Linked DNA regions of Homo sapiens: region 2 is linked to region 1. Evidence: chromatin contacts called from ENCODE Hi-C or POLR2A ChIA-PET data. All regions are on one chromosome and are shown on one strand. The core of a region is the stretch at or near the end of the contact, and the rest is flanking DNA. Distances in the headings are between cores, read along the strand shown. Region 1 holds the start of PLEKHH3 (pleckstrin homology, MyTH4 and FERM domain containing H3). Region 2 holds the start of NMT1 (N-myristoyltransferase 1).

Evidence for each region. Hi-C counts contacts between places; a loop is a spot of excess contacts on that map. ChIA-PET counts read pairs that join two places held with the same protein, here RNA polymerase II (POLR2A). Pooled maps may share reads with other maps.
Region 2: a loop to region 1 is called in a map with no recorded cell type, with 10 times the contacts of the local background. The contact joins the promoter of NMT1 here to the promoter of PLEKHH3 in region 1. A Hi-C loop is called at or near these places in 1 of 37 single-sample maps with no recorded cell type and 6 of 50 pooled maps. POLR2A ChIA-PET finds 5 or more read pairs at or near these places in 1 of 52 experiments (activated CD4-positive, alpha-beta T cell).

What each region holds. Positions count from the first base shown.
Region 1 is chr17:42,675,537-42,678,336 of GRCh38, reverse strand. PLEKHH3 (pleckstrin homology, MyTH4 and FERM domain containing H3) reads left to right here and starts at 1,343. Exons shown (of 13, transcript NM_024927.5): 1 at 1,343-1,935. The coding sequence starts at 1,774. RefSeq lists enhancers at 1-190, 191-692, 673-752, 883-932, 953-1,052 and silencers at 223-302, 1,163-1,412, 1,503-1,562, 2,683-2,800.
Region 2 is chr17:45,059,862-45,062,661 of GRCh38, reverse strand. It overlaps NMT1 (N-myristoyltransferase 1), which reads right to left and starts at 1,345. Exons shown (of 12, transcript NM_021079.5): 1 at 1,202-1,345. The coding sequence starts at 1,332. It also overlaps a transcript of DCAKD not described here. RefSeq lists enhancers at 905-984, 927-1,221, 1,075-1,434, 582-1,573, 1,535-1,714 and 1 more.

The DNA of each region.
Region 1 (2,800 bases), core at 94-2,593:
AGGCTAGCAGTCCTCAGAGCCTCCCGCAGCAGCGGCGAAAAGGGGTCCCCCACGGCCTCTAGGGGCCAGGATCCAGGGAAGGCCCGGAGACGGCGCCGATCCTCAAAGGGTCCCACACGCCAGCCACTGGGGACCGACCTGGAACCCTCCATCCAAGATCTCTGGAATCGCCGCTGAGTCAGCAACGCGCGCGCGCGCCCGCGGAGGCCGCGGCCCCGCCCCGGCCGCCTAGCGCCTGAGTTAACCCCTTCCTATACAGAGCCGCAGGATATTAGCCCTAAGAGGCCTCCACTGTATTCGGAGACCACAGAATTCCTTAGAATCCAAGTCAGTCTCCCCAGCTGAGTTCGGTGAGCTGTGAGCTCTATATTCGATTTTATTTCCGGCCTAGGTCTGCACCTTCCCAGAGTGCCTGCCTCAACTCCTTCACCTCGAAAAGGAGGTGAGGCCGAGTGCAGTGGCTCATACCTGTAATCCCAGCACTTTGGGAAGCCAAGCTGGGAGGATCGCTTGAGCCCAGGAGTTAAAGACCAGCCTGGGCAACATAGTGAGACTCCATTTCTACAAAAAATAAATTTAAAAAATTAGCCAGGCATGGTGGTGTACGCCTGTAGTCCCAGCTCCTGGAGAGGCTGAGGTGGGAGGATCCCTTGAGCCGAGGAGTTCGAGGCTGTAGTAAGCTATAATGGCTCCACCGCACCCCAGCCTGGGCAAGACAGCGAGACCCTGTCTGGAAGAAAAAAAAAAAAGGGTGGGGGAGAGCTGAATCAGACCGAGAAACTGGAGAAACTGGACTCCTTCTCCCCAGACGTGGAGGGCCACCTCCAGAGCTGTGTCCTCGCAGGTCTGGACATCCTCTTAGTAGCCAAGGCGTTTCCCTTTCTCAGGGACCCTGAGACGAGACAGGGGTTCAGAGAGCGGCAGTTGGGTTTTCCTCTGTCCTGTGCCAAAACTCCTCAACAGGGTTTTTAATTGGTTGGTGAGCCAAGAGTTAAAACAAGAGCCTGAAGGCGGGCTTCCGTGACGTCACTAGCACCCCGCGTCCGACCTCAGAGACTGGGGCGTGGCTAACATAGCCTCGTCCCCTCCCTCCCTGTTTCCCCGCCCCTCCCCGCTGTCACCAAGCCAGGGGCACATGATGCAACCCAACGCGGTTTCAGCCGTCTGATTGGTAGCCGCGCCCGGCGCCAGGCACAGGGATTGGACAGAGGAGACTGTGACGAAACCTGGACCCTGCCTAGTAAAGAAGGGAGGAGAGAAAGAAGAGAGAGGGGGGGCCCCCCGGGAGGGAGGGGGCCGGGGGGGCGGGGTCCCAGCTCTGTGCTCGCGCCCCCAGCGCGCCAGTCCCGGGGCTGCAGGGAGCGCAGCGCGCGCGGCCCGGGCCCCGGCCACCGGACGCCCTACCGGACACGACCCTCCCTGGAGCTTGGACAACTGCCCACCTCGGACGCTGCACCGGACACTGCCCCCCACAGGGCTGGACACTCCAACGGACACTACTTCCCAGCTCCGGACATTGCTCCCTCCTCTCCCGGGGCCCTGGACGCTTTTCCCCCTCCCCCCTCCGGGGGCCCAGACACTGAGCCCCCCTCAGCGTCTGGCTAGCGTCCCCTTGCACCCCAGCCCAGGACACTGCCTCCTCCCTGTCCTCTTCTCCCTTCTGCTCCTCCCACCTCATCTTTCCCCTGCTCGGGTCGGAGCCCCGCCAGTTCCTCCGACCCCCTACTGCTCGGCCGCGGCTGCCCGCGCCCCCATCCGCAGCTCCTCGCCCGGATGCCTCTCCCCGGGGGACTATGGTGGCTTCTCTGCTGCCGTCGAGGCTTCACTCTTCTGCACCGGGACTACGGGGACGGCGAGCTTAGCGGGGACGGGGACGAGGACGAGGACGAGGAAACCTTTGAGCTGCGGACCCCGAGTCCAGCGGGCGGCGGGAGGGTAAGTCCCGGGGGTTCGGAGCCTCGTCTCAATCACTCTCGCTGTAACCGGCCGTCACGCTGATCCGCTCCAGCCTCCAGCCACACGCTGCGCGCTTGGCGAACTAGGGATGAGGGAGAGTTTTTTGCCTGGGGGCCAAAGCCCCCGGGAGCTCTCGGAGCAGCAGCCCTACTCGGGATGTGCCTGTGGGCCTCCCGCTGCAGGCTGGGCGCTATCCACCTGCTGGGGGCCCTGAGGCAGGGGAGGCGTCACGCGTGGCCCGACCTGGCCCTGCCTCTCCCTTCCCCGCTGGGCCCGCGTCCCATCCCGTCTCCTTCCGCCTCCGCCAGCGCCGAGGAATGTGGCGAGGCCGGCTGGGCGGCTCGAACGCCTGGGTCCCCCTCCGCTCCCAGTTCGCAAGTGCGGAGGCCAGATGCGAGAGCTCCCGCTGCGGAGACCTGGACGAGGGGGAGAAGTCATCCCAGGATTGGGGTCTGTGGCGGGGACCCCAAGGAGAGGGAGGTGGGAGCTCTTTGAGGACCCCTCCTCATTACCCTGCCACTCAGGACAGAACTCTCGGCTTTCCCGGGTGAGGCTCCTGGGAAACCCCTGAGGGGATGGATGGTGAGGGACACTGGGCTGCTGCCTGGTTTTGTCGAATCTCCCCGTGGGGAAACGGAGGCACGATTGGTGTGGGAGACCTCCATCCCTTGACGTCTCCTCCCCCATCCCTCCTGCACACTGGCGGCCAGACTCCCGTGTGCTGTGGCCCGGGTCAGGCTCCCATCCCCCGCGCAGGGGTCCCCAGCAGGCCCAGTGGCTCGGTGCCCGGGTGGGGCGGGCTGCGCCGCCGGGGCCGGCGCCAGCACCTGGCGGAGGCGGAGGG
Region 2 (2,800 bases), core at 96-2,595, 2.4 Mb before region 1:
ATAGGCTGCTGCATGTTACTGAGTACTGCAGGCAACTATAATACAATGGTAAGTATTTGTGTATCTAAGCATACCTAAACATAGAAAGGATACAATAAAAATATGTACTATAATCTTGTGGGACCATCTCTTCTACGCAGTCCTTGGTCTTTATACCTTTATATCTGCACTGCCACCAATACTGCGAATAACAAGCTGGCTACGAAAATCAGACTACCTCAGACTCAGCAAGTTATACACCCAAAAATCTCTCACGACTTTCAGTTTAAAAATATATCTACAAATATAGACAGGAAGATGGGGAGAGACAGCGTGAGTGCCAGTGCCAGGCACTAACCATGTGAAGAAAGATGAATAAGCTGTGGCTTACAGAAGTAAAAACTAATTTGGGAAAAGAATTCAACATTCAAATGCCTGGTGTGTTTCTTCATCCCTAGGAACAAATAGTAACTAATGGCAAGACCCTAAAGTACAGGATAGGCAGTATGGAGCCCGAGGATTCCAAATACTCTCCAAGAAACAACATCGCTCATTTCTTGAAGCCTGGGGCTGCTCTGCAAAGGTAACAAGGCAAAGATGTTCGAAGACTTAATTATATTAATATATCGTTCAGGATACTTATGGATTATTTGGAGCAATGGAAACTATGTAAATCAAAGCATTACCATACCGTTAATTACATAGGTTTATAAGGTGAGTTTATATTTTGGGATTCTCTGGTAGTGATATTTTACAATATAATTATACATACAGTTTGTATAGTCTGATGAGTTTCCTCACTGAGGGTGAACTGCTGCGAAATGTTTTATGATTCGTTTATTGCTAGTCACGTTGTTCAAACAACACGTCTATAAGTAACGTTCCCTTTGAACTGTACTGTTACTAGACTGTCCTGTGTTGTACCATCGAAAACCATCGTCCAACATGCTCTTTTCCCAGGAATGGCCTGAAGCACACGAGTGGAACACTGCATAGAACTTTTATATAATAAAAGTACTGAACGTCTCCGGCCCTTAATATCCAGAGCACCCACCCTTGGTAAATGACAAAGGCAATAACCAATCGCCAGGCAGAATCCTAGTGACTTAGCCAATAAGAACATGAGGGTGGGGCTAGACTAAGCTCCCGGTGACTTCCCCGCACCCCAGAGACCCAGGTTGTGGGAGGCTGGACGGGAATTGGACTCCGAGGATTTCGTTACCCCCGGTTGTAGCTGTTGTCCTCCTCATTCTCGCAATCGCTGCAGTGCTCATGGCCGTTCCCGTTCCCTTCCATCATCTGCGGCAGCGGAGGTGCCGGCGGCTTCACTGCTGTCTCACTCTCGTCCGCCATCTTGAGTTGCGAGAGCAGGGCTCCGCGCCCCACTACATGGGGGGTTCCTATTGGACAAGGGGAATTTGCGCTGCATTCTGGGTTTTGTAGTTTTTCTGGCGAAGCGAGCTGCCACTAGGAGCGACTCTTTCCCAGGAAACTGACTACAATACCCAGGAATCACGAGGGACGGCTCCGGTCGGATTAAGAGGCGGGGCCACTGATACCCGGAAGCCTAGGCATTCGGCCACGCTTTGAGGAAAGAAGGGGCGCAAGGTTGGTGGGACCGACCCTTGGGAACCGGGCGGCCGCCTGGCATGATGGGAGTTGTAGTTCGATGCTGGTTTAGGGTTTCAGGCGTGGAGGTTCCAAAATCCGAGGTTTGATTTCAGCCTGCCCTTGCCAGTGCCTGGGCCGCTGGGAGCCGTTATTGGCTGCCGTTAAGGACCGTTACGTTTCCCGGGTAAGTGAAAGGGCCTGAGGCCCGCGGGTGCTACCTGCCTGGAGCCGGAATGCCCCAGGCCTTCTTAGAGTGGGCTTTTCCGCAAGAAGCCTAGTTGACTCCTGGCCGCCTTCCTCACTCGGGAGTCTGGGCAACCTGCGGTCATTGGCAGTTCAAGGTCTCATGAGAGGCAGTGGATTTTTTTGTGCGAAGCACTGACCCTAAGCCAGGAGACCACACTGCTAGGGAGGCAGGGCTCGCCGCCTCATCTTGGCCTCCAGGTACTTATCTTCGCCAAGCTCTTTCGCGCACACGTGGTCCCTTTAATTCCCCACAAGAATTTTCCACAACGACCCTTTTTTTCTTTTCTTTTCTTTCTTTCTTTCTTTTTTCTTTTTTAAATACGGCCGCCTTCTGTCGCCCAGGCTGGAGCGCAATGGCTCAAGATCACAGCTCACTGCAATCAAGGTATCCTCCCACCTCAGCCTCCCAAGTACCTAGGACTATAGGCATGAGCCACCACACCCGGATAATTTATATATTTTTTGTAGAGACGAGGGTCTCGCCTTGTTGCCCAGGCTGGTCTCGAACTCCTGGCCTCTAAGGATCTTCCTACCCCAACCCCGCAAAGTGCTGGGATTACAGACGTGAGCCACGGCACCCAGCCCACATCAACTCTTTCTTTAATAAGTGCCAGACTCTGTAGTAAGGCATTTCGTACATTATCTCATTTAATCCTCTCAACAAGTCTACAATATAGGTCCTATTATTATTATTCAACCTTTGTTTTGTTTTGTTTTGTTTTGAGACGGAGTCTCTCTCTGACTCCCAGGCTGGAGTGCAGTGGTGCGATCTCGGCTCACTGCAACCTTCGCCTCCTGGGTTCAAGCGATTCTCTTGCCTCGGCCTCCTGAGTAGCTGGGATTAAAGGCGCACGCCACCACACCTGGCTAATTTTTGTATTTTTAGTAGAGACGGGGTTTCACCATGTTGGTCAGGCTGGTCTCGAACTCCTGACCTCGTGATCTGCCCATTTCGGCCTCCCAA